2 separate regions of the Homo sapiens genome follow, and region 2 is linked to region 1. A link is a loop called in an ENCODE intact Hi-C map of the cell type or tissue named here. Cell type or tissue: Panc1. All regions are shown on one strand. Each heading gives the region's core, and the rest is flanking DNA. Links, peaks and the distances in the headings are about the cores only.

The links. Hi-C counts contacts between places; a loop is a spot of excess contacts. Peaks named below come from ENCODE experiments on the same cell type or tissue, not always from the same donor. Only the 100,000 strongest peaks of a DNase experiment are listed, where the experiment ranks them.
Region 2: a loop joins it to region 1, with 4 times the contacts of the local background. A loop is called at or near these places in 14 of 110 quality-filtered maps.

Annotation. Positions count from the first base shown.
Region 1 is chr6:155,170,096-155,179,328 of GRCh38, reverse strand. TIAM2 (TIAM Rac1 associated GEF 2) reads right to left here. Exons shown (of 27, transcript NM_012454.4): 10 at 2,352-2,513; 11 at 186-290. Among named protein-coding and RNA genes, the nearest start is that of CLDN20, 89 kb to the left of the region's middle. RefSeq lists silencers at 1,113-1,315, 2,668-2,797 and enhancers at 4,291-4,350, 7,473-7,532, 7,563-7,982, 8,023-8,082. In Panc1, for the core only: CTCF peaks have their summits at 1,781 (motif pointing left), 4,207 and 4,413 (motif pointing right); DNase peaks (open chromatin) are centred at 4,458 and 8,030; H3K4me3 peaks cover 1,252 bases; H3K27ac peaks cover 7,723 bases.
Region 2 is chr6:155,002,464-155,011,696 of GRCh38, reverse strand. The region is part of intron 1 of TIAM2 (TIAM Rac1 associated GEF 2); the gene reads right to left. It also overlaps the pseudogene LOC100421330. Among named protein-coding and RNA genes, the nearest start is that of TIAM2, 12 kb to the right of the region's middle. In Panc1, for the core only: no CTCF peak of the experiment used is centred there; no DNase peak of the experiment used is centred there; H3K4me3 peaks cover 216 bases; H3K27ac peaks cover 602 bases.

The sequences.
Region 1 (9,233 bases), core at 267-8,266:
TCAAAAAATTACTTTGACACTATTTTTCATAAAACAAGAAAGCTGTTAAGATACCGTTTATATAGAGACTGTTTCCAAACTAGACGCCAAATTTAAACAGAATTTTCCCCAAAAATGACATTTTTCAAAATCAAAGGGCCATAGATGTGGTTCAGTTTCCCTTCCTAAAGCTAGTGCACACTTACCTGTTGTTGCATATATTCATATGGTGCAGGGATGCAATACTCAACATTGTCATCTACTAATTTTCGAAGCTGTAGGCCATAATGGCTGGGTTCCAACTGCCTCATCTATAAAGAAAAAGACAGTTATTCAGATTTTAAATGCTCTTTCTAAATCCATCATTGGTTAGCAGGCTTATTAAAAATCAAAGTAGAAATCTCTAAAAGAATACTGCATATAATTTGCTGAATTTAAACCTATATAAGAGCTCGAATTTAAATACTTGTATGCAGGCCAGGGGCAGCGGCTCACACCTGTAATCCCAGCACTTTGGGAGGCCAAGGCGGGTGGATCACTTGAGGTCAGGAGTTGGAGACCAGCCTAGCCAATACAGCAAAACATCGACTATAGTAAAAATACAAAAATTAGCCAGGTGTAGTGGCACACACCTATAATACTAGCTACTCGGGAGGCTGAGGCAGGAGAATCGATTGAACCCAGGAGGTGGAGGTTGCAGTGAGCTGAGGTAGCACCACTGCACTCCAGTCTGGGTGATAACAGCAAGACTCCAACTCAAATAAATAAATAAATAAATAAATACTTGTATGCAAAAAAGTAAAGGAGGACAATTATTTTTAAGAAGGTTTTCGCTGAACAATATTGCTTATGATTAAAGGCAAGAGATGCATTTTTAAGAGATTACGGTAGAACATATCTGACAGTAAAATAAATCTTATCAGCTCAGCAAATGCCATCTCTTTAGTTAGGTTAAGCCTAACCTTGTTTCTCATTACTAAAGTACAGAAATTTGTAAAATGTTAACAAATCTACAGACTTAAGAATGTCCTACTCCAAAAACTTTCAAAACGAAAATGTGTACGCACACACACTCATATTTTCTCTCGCATGCATATTTTCAACAGTGAGAAATTTATCTCAGGCCTATGCTCTAACTGGGTCAAATTGACCCACTACATCTTTTTTTTTTTTTTTTTTTTTTTAATTTGAGACGGAGTCTTGCTCTGTCGCCCAGGCTGGGGTGCAGTGGAGCCATCTCGGCTTAAGGCAAGCTCCACCTCCCAGGTTGACGCCATTCTCCTGCCTCTGCCTCCCGAGTAGCTGGGACTACAGGCGCCCGCCACCACACCCAGCTAATTTTTTGTATTTTTAGTAGAGACGGGGTTTCACCGTGTTAGCCAGGATGGTCTCGATCTCCTGACCTCCTCGGCCTCCCCAAGTGCTGGGATTACAGGCATGAGCCACTGCTCCCAGCTGACCCACTACTTCTGATACCCTTTATTACTCAGAAAATTATCAGTTTAATGGAGGATATCATTGGTATAGAACATTGTTGGTTTTCTGAATAAAAACGTTACATATGGGAGCAAAAGGAAATTAAGTTCCTAAGGATATAAACTACATATAAATGTAGAGAATCCTAATGTTTCAAGTCAAAGTGAAAAAGGGGGACTAAAATTAAACATTTTTCACATTTATTAAGTGCACATGATTAAGTGTTGCCAAACTCTATATGCCTTTTTCACCATTTCAACATAGTTGATTGTATTTTCTCTGGAAACTTAAAACTATTTAAGCTCTACTGCACCACCTGGTGGTCTAAAAGCTTCTGATCTGATGTTGCTGAATATATTCTCTCTCAGAGGGCTCTCTTTAAGACTTACCATAAACTCCCTTCTCAGATCAGGAATGAAACCCAGTTTGAAAAATGAATAAAACATCATCTTATATTAATCTCCATAAAGCAACTGTGAATATATCAAGTTTCGTGTTTAATCTGGAGAAATCCGATAAAACTATTTAGGATTAAATTAAATTACCTCAAAGTTTATGCCGCCTTCTTATAACACACCATCTCTAAGTAACTTAAATAGCAACGGATTTCATAATTATTCTAGATATCAAAGTATACATAGAATTTCAGTAGATTAGCTCAGGTTCTTCATGGAAGTGTGGGATCATGACCTAATAACTCATTCTTCTAAAGAGATCAAGGAATAGAATGCAAATTAATGAATATGCTAATAAATATATTAACTAATAAATATGCTAATATGTTCCCTGGCATGGAAACTGGGCCCTTGAATATCACATGAATTTAGAAGGCATAAGATTGCAACATTAATGATTATTTCTATTCAGAAATATATTTCTGCAGCAAAATCCGTTACCTTGCATGCCAAAGTCAAAATATCTTCTACTCTGTGCTCTGGCTTGATCCCTACAGTAACTCCGTGATTGTCCTGAAAGTGGACATAAGTCTGGATTTCCCATGCATTGTCTCGGGGAACACCGTCTACTGTTGAACCATATATATGCAGAAGTTCATCGACCTGTTTGTAGATGCCAAAAGAAAATGCAGACAAATTTGATTAACAAATGAAGGAAACCACCGGCCAAATGTCCTGTTCATTTACGGAGTATTTAGAGTAAACGCTCACACGCTTCACATCACTGGCTTCTCACAGCCCTCTGAGGCTGACAACGTTTCCTCACTCATTTTATCAGATGAAACTGCAGCCATGGGAAGCAGAGTGAAAGTTAGTGACTGCCTGTCCTGTGTTCTTTCCACTGTGTCAATTGACCGCTTATGCCAAGTTAGAACACCACAATCCGGCTGGGAACGGTGGCTCACGCCTGTAATCCCAGCACTTTGGGAGGCCAAGGCGGGTGGATCACCTGAGGTCAGGAGTTCGAGACCAGCCTGGCCAACATGGTGAAACAGCGTCTCTACTAAAAATACAAAAATTAGCCAGGTGTGCTGACGTGCGCCTGTAGTCCCAGCTACTTGGGAAGCTGAGGCAGAAGAATCGCTTGAACCTGGGAGGCAGAGGTTGCAGTGAGCCAAGATCATGCCACTGCACTCCAGCCTGGGCAACAGAGTAAGAGTCTGTCTCAAAAAATAAAAAAAGAACACCGCAATCCATGTAAGGGCTGCTGAGTATCCACGCTTACTGCTCTGGGATCATGGTTGAGAAGGGCCACTGTGAAGCCTGCATCTCAGCCATAATCCCTCTCTGACCTCCCACTGAATTCCAGACACACCTTGTCCATGGTCACTGACATCTGCCTGCCATCCTGACTCTGAACTGCACTTAATCCAGCACAAGCTTTCTCTTCTAAGACTATCTGTGTTTTTGTCTTTGTTTCTTCTTTTTAATTTTAGCCTGACTCATCACTGACAGAAATCTATTTGTTCCTTAAAATTAACCCATAGTCCTGGGAAATCTTTTCTCTATCCTTCAGCTATCTCACACATAGACACTGTTGGAAAATCATCTCAAAGAATACCACCTTCAGGAAGCCTTTCCCAAAAAAGTGTAGTGTGCCAACTACATCATCACAACAATTGCTGACTTCATGCTAATACGTCCTTTTGTAATTCATAACAAAAATAGCATACATTTCTTAAGCGATGTAGACATGTTTCTCTCTGGGTAGGTTCTTATATTCACATAGCAGTAAAGAAAAGATTTGGGGCTTCGAAATCAAAAGTCACAGACTCTACCAGCAAAGTGTGGCCTAGGACAAGATTTACCTTGCTACGTACGATTCAGCTCCTGTTTTGTAAAAGAGGATATTATTAATATAATTCATATTGAAAAAATTACTTGTTACTTAAGTTTTTGTGAGCAAAAGAGGTCACTTATGTGAAACACCTTACATACCAGAAAATGTCACCTGTAGATTCAATACTATCACATTATTATATATCATTCATCATACTTTAAAGTTATCATTAATGGGTGATTTTACTTTGAATTCCATGCATTTTTAAATACAAAGTAAAAGATCCTCCTATGCAGGATTTAAAAACTAGAAGAGACATCGTAAAGAAATTTAAAAGAAGAAAGCAAGGGAAAAATCTGTCTCTCTGTGCCATCTTTTTGAAAACATGGTGCTCAATTTTGAAGTGACATTTCTGGATTTGTCTTGGATCTGTCGCTTTCAGTACATTTTTCTGGAAGGATGATCACAGCCAGAATGCACATCCCCACACGTGCCAATGCCAAAGGAAAAGACAGGACCAGATGCAAGGAGCCAGGGATGCCAGGAACCAGCCCGGACACTCTCTGCTAAAGGCTCTTGTCTTACACAGGCACATTTTTTTCCCTGGTTCATTCTCTCGGGTACTTTTCATCTGGGCAGTGATTTCAACCCGGTGCTTAGCAACAAACAGATGCTGCCTTAAAGGTGCAGGCCCCACCTCTGAAACCAGGCTTGTTGAGAAGCAAACTAAAACCCAGCAGAGGTCACTGTGGAGTAAGAAACATCACAAAGAACAAGGCCCGGAGGAAGTCACAGGCTCCCACTGAGGGTGACAGAGCAATTAATTTACTGCTGCACTTTTGGAGATCAGGAAGAACGTAATTATGGATAAACAGGTGTGGGAGGAACATGAGCAGTACAAATTAACACTGTGCCTTCACACCCTCTTGTTCTCACCGTTACTGACAATCAGAGAAAGACTGTATCACTTGGCCGGGCGCCATGGCTCACGTCTGTAATTCCAGCACTTTGGGAGGCCGAGGCCAGTGGATCACCTAAGGTCATGAGTTCAAGACCAGCCTGGCCAACATGGTAAAACCCTATCTCTACTAAAAATAAAAATTATCCGGGCATGGTGGCACGCGTCTGTAGCCCCAGCTACTCAGGAGGCTGAGGCAGGAGAACAGCTTGAACCTGGGAGGCAGAGGTTGCAGTGAGCCAAGATCGTGCCACTGCACTCCAGCCTGGGCGACAGAGGGAGGCTCCATCTCAAAAAAAAAAAAAGACTGCATCTCGTGAGACCAAATGAAACAAGCTCCTGATGTGCCATCAGTTCACTCACCACTCACAGCCAGCCCTCTCAGGAAGGCACCATCATCACTTCCTATGGAAAAGGCAAGAAAAATATGGCTCAGGAAATTCTAGAAACTTGCCCAAGTTTACACAACTAGTGCCTATGGTACTCCGGGGATCTGAAGGGTGGAAGTCTGGGATGAGCTGGTTCACACCACCACTATACTACACAGAATGCCCGCCTGGCAGTTAACTCCCTTTATATAAAATGGGTGCAACCCAAATCTCCTGATTACTTTCCATTATTCTAAGCCACACACCATGTTCCCATTGAACAGAATGGCTCAGGGAACATTCCCCAGAAGGGAGTGGCATGCTCCTGCTCCACACCGGTGCTCACTTCCATCTCCTCTCTCTGCTGTACCGTCCTTACAAGTAGAGTCAGTGCTGAAACCATATATACCCTCCAACCTGGTTTAAAATGCCCCTGTCTTATGAATTCTCTCCTATCTCTCCTTTCTCTGCCCTCAAGTCCTCTCACTTAGATGAGTTTACTCTCCTATGTCCCTGGTACAGCATTTGGCAAAGCCCAGCTCACAGGAGAGTCACTTCTAAGTCCCGCACCAGGAGAAGATGAATACCAGCAGAGGCTTTGTCTTCTGCATCCTCATTCTCCCTCAGCCATTAACACAGTGCGTCCCACACCCAGGACACACCCAAAACTTCAGTGCTGAGCTGGATACAACTAGAAATTCACAGTCATATTACAGGCAGAAGGGTAAACGCTGTCCGTTTTCAGTATCTTACTCAAATCTGTTGACATAGTGTCAAGTTCTTAATGCTCTCTGGAAGCTTCGAGAAGAAAAATTAACAGATTATTGAAGGAGAATAAGTTCTGGACAAGAGAAAAGTGTGCAGATAGATGGAAGGATGGAAGGACAAAAGAAATAATCCTATTAAAATCCATTAAACAAGGTGCTGTGCTACAACTGCTCTGAGCAATGGTTTTCTGAGTCTACACTGTTGACCCAAGATCTAGTGAACCATAGAAGAGAAGACGCCTATCAAAGCCAAGGCCATCAAAGAGTAAGACCCTCTCAAGAGAGTCCCTCAATGAAAAGTTAAATGTAATTTTTGGTGTGTGTTAGGCAGACAGACAGACAGACACACACACACACACACACACACACACACACAACCCTCACAAATGTATACAGTTCAAGAAAAGTAAAACCTGGTTATTCAAAGGAAGCACCAAGAATTTAAAATTAATTTATTAAAACTAGAAAAAGAAAAAGCTACTTGGTGCTTACAGATCTCTTAGGTTGTTGTAAGCTTTGCCCATTTGGAGGGAAAGTTGGATTAATTCTCTGAAGGAAGGTCAATGCTATCCAAGTTGAAAATACACATGCTTTAGTTTCAGGAAGCCAGATGAAATATTCTCCAATATTCTTTTCATAAAAAGAAGAGAGAATCCTAAAAATAAGCATTAAAAATGGAGCCATCTGGAAAACTCTTTTTCCAGGTTACCCATGTCAAAGATGCTGCTATGTTAAATTAACCTTTTTAACCACCCAGAATTCCACGGTTGGCTACCTTTGCCAGGACTGTTACGCACCTACCACGCCTCCTACTCTACTTCCTCCCATCAAAGAAAAAAAAAAAAAAAAAAAAAAAAAATATATATATATATATATATATATATATATATATATATATATATATTTCCAACTAGCCTCTTCAAGGTTTCCTGGTCCTGAGAATGCAAATGGAGACAGAAAAAATACAATAATAGCAAGGCAATCCAGGTCAAATCTCAGCCTTGTTAGGGGCTGTTATCTAGTGCCTCTGCACTTCTGTTCCTTCACCTTCAAAAGAGGTTAAAAACGCCAGCCTCGTGGGGTGGTTAGGAGACTGATGGGAGGAATTGCATTTGAAAGACATAAATTGTAAAGATTTTTTTTGGAAGCTGAGGCTGGATCAGGGCATTATACTGTACTGGGAGTAGCTACTGCATTTCAGCGATGGCCACTATAAAGAACTTCCTGAGAATCATCCTTTGTTCCAAAGCCCTGGGCCACTGTTCTGGCCACTGCTGCTCAGATCACCTTGCAGTCAGCTCCAACTGGCCATCACGACACGGGAACATCACTGGGCTGCAGCCACAGTCACTCCAGACTGACTAGTGAACGTCTGCAAATCACTTTAGCTCTCCTTGGAGGGCATTCCACAGAAGTATTTATTATTATTATTATTACATCAATGGTCCTGAAACCACATGTCAAATTACTTATGCTCAGTATGCAGCAAGGAGAAAAAATTGAAACTCCGTGTGTTCTCACAGCAGATGCTTTTGGATCAAATGGCTTGTAATTACTACTTGGATCACTGAAGGGAAGTGAGTAGCAAAATCACAATCTGGCTGTCACAAATGGGCCCAAACCACCACAGTGGCTGATAAAAGGAAAGTCTATTTGCAAGGGAGATGAGGAGAAAACACAAAAGGGAGTTGCACGCTCCCAGTTTTCTTAACAACAGTAAAATGTCATAGAAGAGAAAGTGTTTATTTCCTTCTTGGACTGAGGCCCACACATCGGTTGATATGAAAGAAAAACAAAGATGGATCTAGCTAGCTCGCTAGCTGTATGCATATATATATGCTATGTAGGGTTGTGTATTAATATTCTCTCTAAACAGATTACCATACTGTGGTGAAGAGTAAGCTGTTTCATTCATATTTTCCATTTAAGAAAACAATATTAGGGGGTTTGTTTTGGTTTTGGGGTTTTTTGGGGTTTTTTAGGTTTTTTTTTCAGTTTACAGCTCATGACTAAGATGACAATACTGCATTCACTCACTGCCACAGAAAGTTGGAATACCCCAAGCCAATTTTCCAGAAGAAGGGGCCAAGGCCCAGGGGCTGTCACAATTTCTGCAATGAAGCTTCTGGGGTTGCCGCCATCTGAGCCTTAGTGGGGACTTTGTTGTCACAATCTCCATGACAAACACCTCCCTTCAAAGGCCGTGTAAGACTCACTATTACTCATCCAGACGTTCGTTATGAAAAGCTTTCATTTTTGGCAAGCCAAAGTGTCCTCTAAAAAAATGTTCAAGTAAGACTGGCTTTATTCCAGACTTAACAGATTTTGAATTAGGGTGACTCACTGTTGGGCTGTTATATGATGCATCAATTAGAGTGAAATAGTTTAAAATGCACACGGCCCCTCCCTCACAACAGCCTTTCTGTGTTATAGAAATGGGCGTAATGTACTTATTGTATAAAAATAGGTTTGTGCAGGTTACAAGTATTCTCCAAGAATGATTAGCAGATGAAAAGTAGCAAAATGAAATATTAATTATTTAGCCAGCTCAGGCAGAATTTTAAGTCCCAGAGATATAAAAAAACAAATTACACCCTTAGTTCTATCTGCCATTCTATCTGAATCTAGTTATCTGGGTACGATAGCACAGAAATTACAGAGGCTGCATTAAAATTGTCCTATAAATGAAAGGAATTTCTTCAGTATCCCTACATCACAAGTAATGCTTAGCTAAAACAAATAGGAGTAAAACAAATGCAGAAATCATAGTTTCTTCTCACTCCTTAGAGCATCGATGGGACCTGTTGATTTGAGCCCATCTTAAGCACTAAGCTTAAATTCTCACTGTAAGTGGCTACATCAGCAAAATTTATTTTCAAAGTCCAACATAAACTCTGTTAATAGGAAGTGTACTGATGCTATAGTTTCATAACTTTCTTTTTTCAGGGATGGGGTCTTACTCTGCCACCCAGGTCAGAGTGCAGTGGTGCGATCTTGGCTCACTGCAACCTCTGCCTCCCAGGCTCAAGCAATCCTCCCACCTCAGCCTCCGAGGAGCAAGCCACTACACTCGGATAATTTTTTGCATTTTTGATAGAGACAGGGTTTCACCATGTTGCCCAGGCTAGTCTCAAATGATCCACCTGACTCAGCCTCCCAAAATTCTGGGATTACAGGCACGAGCCACCATGCCAGGCCTCTTAACTTTCAAAGTAAGAATTTTACATTGTTATATAATGCTGGAAGAGATAGGACCCTAAAATTATGGGCCTTTATTACAAATCAGTCATCCTCAGCCATTAAATGACTACATCTAATAGAAATAGGGCATATATAAACTATATCGATTACAAGCTTTCCTGGGAGCCATGACATACGCACTTGACAGAGTGGCTAACAGTAAGAGATGGTAAGTGCAGAGTAAGAACTGGCTGGGTGCAGTGGCTCACG
Region 2 (9,233 bases), core at 424-8,423, 170 kb after region 1:
TAATTAAATGGAATTGTGAGAGCCAGATGAGGTATAAAAACTGAGGGTGATCCCAAAGGAACTAAAATTATGCTTAGCACATGTTTAAATTATATACCAGTCACAGGGCAAACCATTGTCAGACACTCTGAGGAGAAAAATAGATCAATATGACCGAAGGAAGTGTGCATTGAGACAAGCTGTTTCATTGTTCAGAACTAAGACTGACTGAAGTGATCGTCTAAGTTTTTCAAAATAAATATCTCACACTCAGTTATTTTGCTATGATATGAAAATTGAGAAGCCACAGGATCTCAATACTGTTCATTAGGATTATAAATGGAAACAAACTCATGGAAGGCAGCAGCTATGTAGGTCAGGTCCAAGGGAGAAATTTTCTAATTCAAAAGATAAGCACAGATTAAATGATCGCCTGTCCAAAAGGTCTCCTAACCAGTGTCAATTCCATAACTACCCCTCCACTCCTGAAAGTGAGGAGTTGTAAAGACCCCTAGAGTCTTACAAATTGCATAACCGCCTGAAATATCCTAAGAATCCCTTTGGTTTGGCTTGGTTTTGGTTTTGGTTTTGGTCATTCCATGTTACAGAGGACTCACTCAACATTACCAAGGACTGAAAAGAACAGCTCCTAAATTTAATTTTTTTTTTTTTTGAGACAGAGTTTCACTCTTGTCACCAAGGCTGGAGTGCAATGGCTCGATCTCAGCTCACCACAACCTCCGCCTCCCGGGTTCAAGCGATTCTCCTGCCTCAGCCTCCCGAGTAGCTAGGATTACAGGCGCATGACACCACATTTGGCTAATTTTTGTATTTTTAGTAGAGACAGGTTTCACCATCAGGCCCAGCACTTTGGGAGGCCGAGGCGGGCGGATCACCTGAGGTCAGGAGGTCGAGACCGGCCTGGCCAACATGAGCCACCGCGCCTGGCCTAAATTTAATTTTTGTAAGCTGGGCGCAGTGGCTCATGCCTGTAATCCCAGCACTTTGGGAGGCCGAGGCGGGCGGATCACCTGAGGTTGGGAGGTACCAGCCTGACCAACATGGAGAAACCCCGTCTCTACTAAAAATAGAAAATTAGCCGGGCATGGTGGCGCATGCCTGTAATCCCAGCTACTCGGGAGGCTGAGGCAGGAGAATGGGTTGAACCCAGGAGGCACAGGCTGCAGTGAGCCGAGATCGTGCCATTGCACTCCAGCCTGGGCAACAAGAGCGAAACTCCATCTCAAAAAAATAAATAAATGAAAATTAAAATGGGTTAAATTATTTCAATTCAATTACACATACCAGCTGCACACAAAGATCACAGCCACATCAGTGTTACCCAAACCCTTTACCCCATTTCTTTTCTTACTAGAATTTCCCCAGTTCTACTAGAAATGAGCTGTGGATCTTTTATGAGCTGTTGCTACCATGAAAATCTCAAGCTAATTTATTGCCTACCTATTTATATATCCTAAACATAGCTTCTTATATCAAAAGGCACAACCTCAAAGTCATAAGTCTTCCGCTTAGATTCTTTCCACTCTCTAACAGTCTACAGTTTCAAGAGTATACAGAATCTGGCCAGCCGTGGTGGCTCACGCCTGTAGTGCTAGGACTTCGGGAGGCTGAGGCACACAAATCACTTGAGGCCAGGAATTCAAGACCAAAACCCCATCTCTACTAAAAATACAAAAATTAGCCAGGTGTGGTGGCGGGCGCCTGTAGTCCCAGCTACTCAGGAGACCGAGACACGAGAATGACTTGAACCCAGGAGGTGGAGGTTGCAGTGAGCCGAGATTGCACCACTGCATTCCAGCCTGGGTGACAGAGTGAGACTCAGCCTGGAAAAAGAGAAAAAAAAAAGAGTATACAGAATCAGAGAAAGCTATGGGTGCGAGGGACCTTAGAAATCCTCTCTTCCACTGGATTCACAACTGTATTAGGTCCTTCAGAGGGGCCCAAGGGGCCTTCTGTCCCTTACAACTGCGTAATTAATATAATTTCCATTTCATCCCTTTTGTATATTATATATTTGGGTCTTGGTTTCACGTAAGTCGTAGTTTGGAACAAAGGATTCCTCTGATTTTCAAGAAAATCACTAATACTGCCTGGACCAAGAGGTATATACAAACCCAGACCCTGAGAAGCTGAATGACGTCTACGGATCCACATCTCCACTCAGTATAGACCAACACTGAGCCTCCAGAACACAGTCTCTCCAAATGCGGCCCCAGATCAGCCACAGTGGCAGCATCACCTAGAAACATCATAGAGATGCAAATTATCAGGCCGAACTCAGATCTTCTGAGTCAGGGCCAGGCATGGTGGCTCACACCTGTAATCCTAGAACTTTGGGAGGCCAAGCCAGGCAGACCACCTGAGTTCAGGAGTTCAAGACCAGACTGGGCAACATGGTGAAGCTCTATCTCTACTAAAAATACAAAACCTAGCCAGGCATGGTGGCTCACGGCTGTAGTCTCAGCTACTCAGAAGGCTGAGGTGCAAGAATCGCCCGAACCCTGGAGGTGGAGGCTGCAGTGAGCCAAGATTGTACCACTACACTCCAGCCTCGGTGACAGAGCGAGACCCTGCCTCAAAAAAAAAAAAAAAAAAAAAAAAAAAAGATCTTCTGAGTCAGAAACAGAGGACAGGACCCAGAGATTTATGCGTTAGCAAGCCCTCCAGGTGATTCTGATGCCCTGAAGTTTGAGAACCTCTGTTCTGGAACAATACCTAATGTGCTTTCCATTATGCTCTTCCTCTCCTATTTCAATCCTACAACTCCAAGGCAGTACATGCTAAGCAACTGCCCCAAAACACTGAACCTAACTACAGATTCACCCACTGAAAACACAAACACATCACAGTAAGGTTTCCAAACACTGCTACAGTACAGTCAGCGCATTTTTCTTTTCTCACAATACAAACATCCACATCCAAAAGGGTCAAATAAAAGTTTGAGTTTCAAGGAATAATTCAAGAGAGTGGAATATACGTACATTCCAGACACTGAGCCTCAGAAGAACTGAGTGATGCTGAGAAATTTACTTCCAGCTTCTCTGGGCACACTGCCTGCGGGGTAGCCCTGCTCTGCAAGGAGCAGGTTAAAAAAAAAAAAATTATTTCCAGAAAAGGAAGGTCCCTTAGACTATCAGTGACCACCAGTGAGTACCAAAGAGACAAAACTTGGCAATATTACTAAATGGAGACAGCTCCTTCCAGGAAAACCTGGTTCAGAGACCTGGAAATGAGTAGGAAAGTGACTGTGTTTCACCCCTAGCCTGAGGCAATTGATTTCTCTGTGCCTTATATTTCTTGAGGTTTGAGGTATATGTTCGTCATGTGCACAGGTGATTTTGCTGACTTTCTGCGTAATATATACATAAGAGGCACTATCCGGACTAACCACTAACTGTAAGCCACATCTCAGTGTCATGCTATTTTAGCAAATTTTAAGAATGCCAAATGAGAAATTACAACAAACACAGTTTTCAAGTGTGTCATATTATCATCTATCACACACAGAAATATAAATGTACTTTTATATCTTGAAATTATTCAAGAATTTTCAATGCACTCTATAAATGTTTAGAGATTTTCCTTTAGACAATGGAAAAAGCCATATGATGTATTATTTAAGGTCGACAATTACATATGTACGTGTCCACATATTTCGGAACAACCCACTTGTTGGTTTGCCGAAAATTCCAACTGTTGGCTGCCAACTCTGTACACTCCACGCCTTAGTGAATTTTCTAATGTGATTTATCAAGCTATCAAAATTTAGCTTCAGTGACAGACAGCTTTTCAGAAAATGCCACGCTGCAGTGACATTCTCTTCTCGACACACACCAAGACTCCTGCAATGGCAACCATCCGACGGGCTCAATTTCCTCACACGTTTAGACTAATGGCCAGGGTGAAACTGATGACAGTCTGACTTAGTGACATCCCCAGATTTTTTAAGACAGGTCATTTTAAAATTCCAATTACATGGTAAACTGAAATAGAACTAAGCAAAGTCCTGCCTGTTGGTATCCCTCAGGAAATGGCCTTTATTGAAGAGACAGAAATGCTTTCTCACTAATATTCATTACAAAATGATGTTTTTAAGTAACCTGACATTTTACCTAATCGTTTTCACTGTCAGTATGCTTATAACTAATATATTCAACAAACCTCTTCTTTAGAAACCAGATGTTTTCCTTAAAAATTTCCTTAAGAATGGCGTGAACCCGGGAGGCGGAGCTTGCAGTGAGCCGAGATTGTGCCACTGTACTCCAGCCTGGGCGACAGAGCGAGACTCCCTCTCAAAAAAAAAAAAAGAAAGAAAGAAAGAAAAAGAAAAATGGTTCCTGTCAAACCATGGATCACCCTGAAATAAGAAAACCTGTGCTGCATTTATATGTGACTGGCCTACAAATCTCTTGCCCATCTCTGGCAAGTTAACTAACATGGTTAGATCCTCACAATCCTATGCAAGCCTATGCAAAGGGGCATCATGCAGGGAAAAGAGACGGGAAGAGAGACCTTGACTCCACTCCCCCACACCCTCCACACACTGAATGCCCTACAAGCGCAAGTCTTACTTTATTTAGGGCAGTTTCTCAAAGTACGATCAAAAAGCCAGTAGCAGACCAGCCGCAGTGGCTTACACCTGTAATCCTAGTAGACCAGCCTGAGCAACATGGCAAGACCCTTTCTCCACAAAAAATACAAAAATTGGCCGGGCACAGTGGCTCATGCCTGTAATCCCAACACTTTGGGAGGCCAAGGCAAGTGGATCACTTGAGGTCAAGAGTTTGAGGCCAGCCTGGCCAACATGGTGAAACCTCATCTCTACTAAAAATACAAAAAAATTAGCTGGGTGTGGTGGTGGGCACTTGTAATCCCAGCTACTCAGGAGGCTGAGGCAGGAGAATCGCTTGAACCCGGGAGGTGGAGGTTGTGGTGAGCCGAGATCACGCCACTGCACTCCAGCCTGGGCAACAGAGTAACACTGTGTCTTTTTTTTTTCTTTTTTTTTTTTTTTGGTGGGGGGAGGTGGGGGAGACAGTCTCTAAAAATGTCGCCCAGGCTGATGTGCAATGGCACAATCTCAGCTCACTGCAACCTCCGCCTCCAGGGTTCAAGAGATTCTCCCACCTCAGCCTCCTGTGTATTTGGGATTACAGGCATGCGCCACCACACCCGGTAATTTTTGTATTTTGAGTAGAGACAGGGTTTCACCATGTTGGCTAGGCTGGTCTCGAACTCCTGACCTTGTGATCCACCCACCTCAGCCTCCCAAAGTGCTAGGATTACAGGCATGAGCCACCATGCCCGATCGAGACTCCGATTTGAAAAAAAAAAGTGCCTTGAGCCCTGGGTGTTACTGCAGCTCTGCCACAGGACTTATGTCCTCTGCTGCCCTGATTATAAACATCTTCTTTACTTGTTTGTCCCTACCACTAGAGTGTGGGCAGCATTAGAGTGTATCTGGTTCCCCACTGACCTCAACGTCAGGGACTTGGTAGGCACTCGGTCACTGATCACCAGCTCTGCCGTGGGTCGGCCTCCCATCTGTAAAACTAATCAGGCAGCACTGCCTCCAGGACCCCGGGGGGCTACACGTGGGAGCCTCCCTGCCCTCTACTCCTCGAGGCTCGAGGACCCAGAGGCAGGCGGCTCGATCCAAGAACTAGTCAGTCAGTGGCTCCTCCTTACCCACCCTTTTCTCCAGTGACTTTTTCAAATGATTCAAATTCCTTGAAAGTAAAGAATCTGGCCAGGTGCAGTGGCTCACGCCTGTGATGCCAGCACTTTGGGATGCCGAGGCAGGCAGATCACCTGAGGTCGGGAGTTCAAGACCAGCCTGACCAACATGGTGAAACCCCATTTCTACTAAAAATAGAAAAATTAGCTGGGCGTGGTGGCAGGCGCCTGCAATCCCTCAGGAGGCTGAGGCAGGAGAATCACTTGAACTCGGGAGGCAGAGGTTGCAGTGAGCCGAGATTACACCATTGCACTCCAGCCTAGGCAACAAGAGCAAAACTCCATCTCAAAAAAAAAAAAAAAAGTAAAGAATTCTCACAGTGCCAGGTGAGGTGGCTCACCCCTGTAATCCCAGCACTTTGAGAGGCCAAGGTGGGTGGATCACTTGAGGTCAGAAGTTCAAGACCAGCCTGGCCAACATGGTGAAACCCCGTCTCTAGTAAAAATACAAAAATTAGCCAGGCATGGTGGTGCACACCTGTAGTCCTAGCTACTCAGGAGGCTGAGGCAAGAGGATTGCTTTAACCTAGGAGGTGGAGGTTGCAGTGAGCCGAGATCGTGCCACTGTACTCCAGCCTGGGCAATAGAGCTAGACTCCATCTCAAAAATAAAAAATAAAAAACAAAAACAAAAACAAAAAACTCTCTCAGGGTCTCTCCAAGATTCCTGGCCCTCTGGCATAGCCTGTACTCAGGATGCCTGGCCTGCTTCCAGACGGAATTCCTCATTTTTATTGTGGAAAGACAGGCAGGCCTCCAGGGTGGAGGTGAAAGGGGAAATGAGGGACAAGCTGCTGATGAGCTACTCCTCCCTCCTCAGGCTGCCAGGCTAATTGGAGAGAGCCTTGCCTTGGGCAACCTGACCTCCATTACCATCCTCCAAGCCTTCTACTCTGGTGCAACTGACCATCCACTGGCTCATCATGGGTTACTCCATGACTGCCTTCTGCCTCTTCACATGGGGCAAATGGCTTAAGGTAAGTGAAGGCCTGCCTGGGAAGCTGAGAGGGACTCACTGCAAACTCTGGCAGTGAGGGATGCTCCAGACTGTGTGCCCACCTCAGCGACCTCTCCCCACTCTATAAATCCATCTTGGGCACATCTTCTTTTGGAGCCTACTATATTTACAAAGCAATGGTACCAAAGAAAGAGGAGTTAAAGGTGATGCAATAGTCTATTCGCCTGGTAAGTAAATGTCCTACAGCTAAGCTCAAAATACCAGGTTACATAACAGAGTAACAGACTTGGAAAAAAAGATGGTATTAAGAGGCCGGGCGCAGTGGCTCATGCCTATAATCCCAGCACTTTGGGAGACCGAGGCGGGCAGATCACAAGGTCAGGAGATTGAGGCCATCCTCGCTAACACGGTGAAACCCCGTCTCTACTAAAAGTACAAAAAATGAGCTGGGCGTAGTGGCGGGCGCCTGTAACAAGTCCCAGCTACTCGGGAGGCTGAGGCAGGAGAATCGCGTGAACCCAGGAGGTGGGGGTTGCAGTGAGCCAAGATCATGTCACTGCACTCCAGCCTGGGTGACAGAGCAAGACTCCATCTAAAACAAACAAAAACAGAAAGATGGTATTGGAAATTTGGGGTGAACTCCAAGGATTAGCCTGGCTACTACATACAGAGTATGGGCCTTGACTACTCTGACTTACTGAGGCACACTAGGAAGACTCTGGAAAGACTACAGACCAGGAGCTAGAAGTGACTCTGACCAGCCTTCCAATCAAACATCTTGTCTTGCAGGTAGCCTACAGCAGGACTGGTGCAGAAATTACTCATCACAGCTAGGCACGGTGGCTCATGCCTGTAATCCCAGTACTTTCGGAGGCCGAGGCAGGCAGATCACCTGAGGTCAGGAGTTCAGGACAGCCTGGCCAACAGGGCAAAACCCCATCTCTACTAAAAATACAAAAAGCAAAGGCACTGATAAAAGTCACATAAGTGCAAAACATCTCACACAACAGACTCAACAGAATGCACTTTTCTGGGGGGAGTTGGGAGAGATGGAGTCTCGCTCCGTCAATCTTGGCTCACTGCAACCTCCATCTCCCAGGTTCAGGTGATTCTCCCTGCCTCAGCCTCCTGAGTAGCTGGGAGTACAGGCAGCTGCCACTACACCCAGCTAATTTTTGTATTTTTAGTATAGACAGGGTTTCACCATGTTGGCCTCCTCCCTGCCCCACCGTGGCAGCTGCGGTGGTAGCAGCACATACACAATCACAGTAAATTGGCAGAGGAAACACACAACCGATTCCTGGCTAGAGGGGGAGAGATAAGGCAGTGTGCATGGGGGAGCCGAGAGGGGAGATGTGGGCCCCTCTGCTCCTCCCACAAGAGTGTCCCCTTTGGCCCCGGTGGAGACTTGGCCCACAGCTGAGGCACAGCTGGGAGCGTCGAGTCTTCCACCTCTCTGACTTTTCTGTTCTCTGGGGCCAGGGAGGCTGTGAAAATGGGGACAAGTAATTTCTTTTCTTTTTTGAGACAGAGTCTCACTCTGTTGCCTAGGCTGAAGTGCAGTGGTGTGATCTCGGCTCACTGCAACCTCTGCCTCCCGGGTTCAAGTAATTCTTGTGCCTCAGCCTCTTGGGTAGCTTGGATTACAGGCGTGCACCACTACACCTGGCTCCCTCAAATGTTTAGGTGACCTGCCAAATGGGTAAAAGGTATATTCCACAACAGAATCTAGAGCTGTTAATATCCAATACAATAACCTTGCCACAATTCCACGCTTCGGAAAAAAACGGATCAACCTTTATGTATTTTAACTTTCAGCACTTTGTTATTGATAAAGTCCATTTAGAGAGTCAAATATTTGGCAAAGGGTCTCTCAATCTCATAATCATATTATAATACTTTTAAAAACAATTTCAATGAACACTTCACACATTCTGTCAACCACCATTTAAGAGTGTTCACTAAAGCACCAGGCTGGATATAAAAGTGGTACAAAAATAAAACAAGCATGGCTGGGCTCAGTGGCTCACACCTATAATCCCAACACTTTGGGAGGCCAAGGAGGGCAGATCACCTGAGGTCAAGAGTTCGAGACTAGCCTGGTCAACATGGTGAAACCCTGTCTCTACTAAAAAAAAAACACACACACACAAAACTTAGCTGGATGTGGTGGTGGGTGCCTGTAATCCCAACTACTTGGGAAGCTAAGCCAGGAGAACTGCTCGAACCCTGGAGGCAGAGTTCGCAGTGAGCTGAGATCATACCACTGCACTCCAGCCTGAGCAACAGAACGAAACTCCGTGTCAAAAATAAATAAATAAATAAATAAAACAAGCAAAGCACTCCCTGTGTGATGGAGAAGTCATCAAGAATTAAATATTATATGATGAATGCAACAATTGATATAGACACAAGTACCTAAGAAGCAACTCAGATGGAAGGCTTTTCTGGGTCTCCGTGGATGACTGGGGGTTAACCAGACAGGGAATAATGCAAGGAAAAAAATGACAGAAAGAAATAGAAAACACTTAGTGAACTTT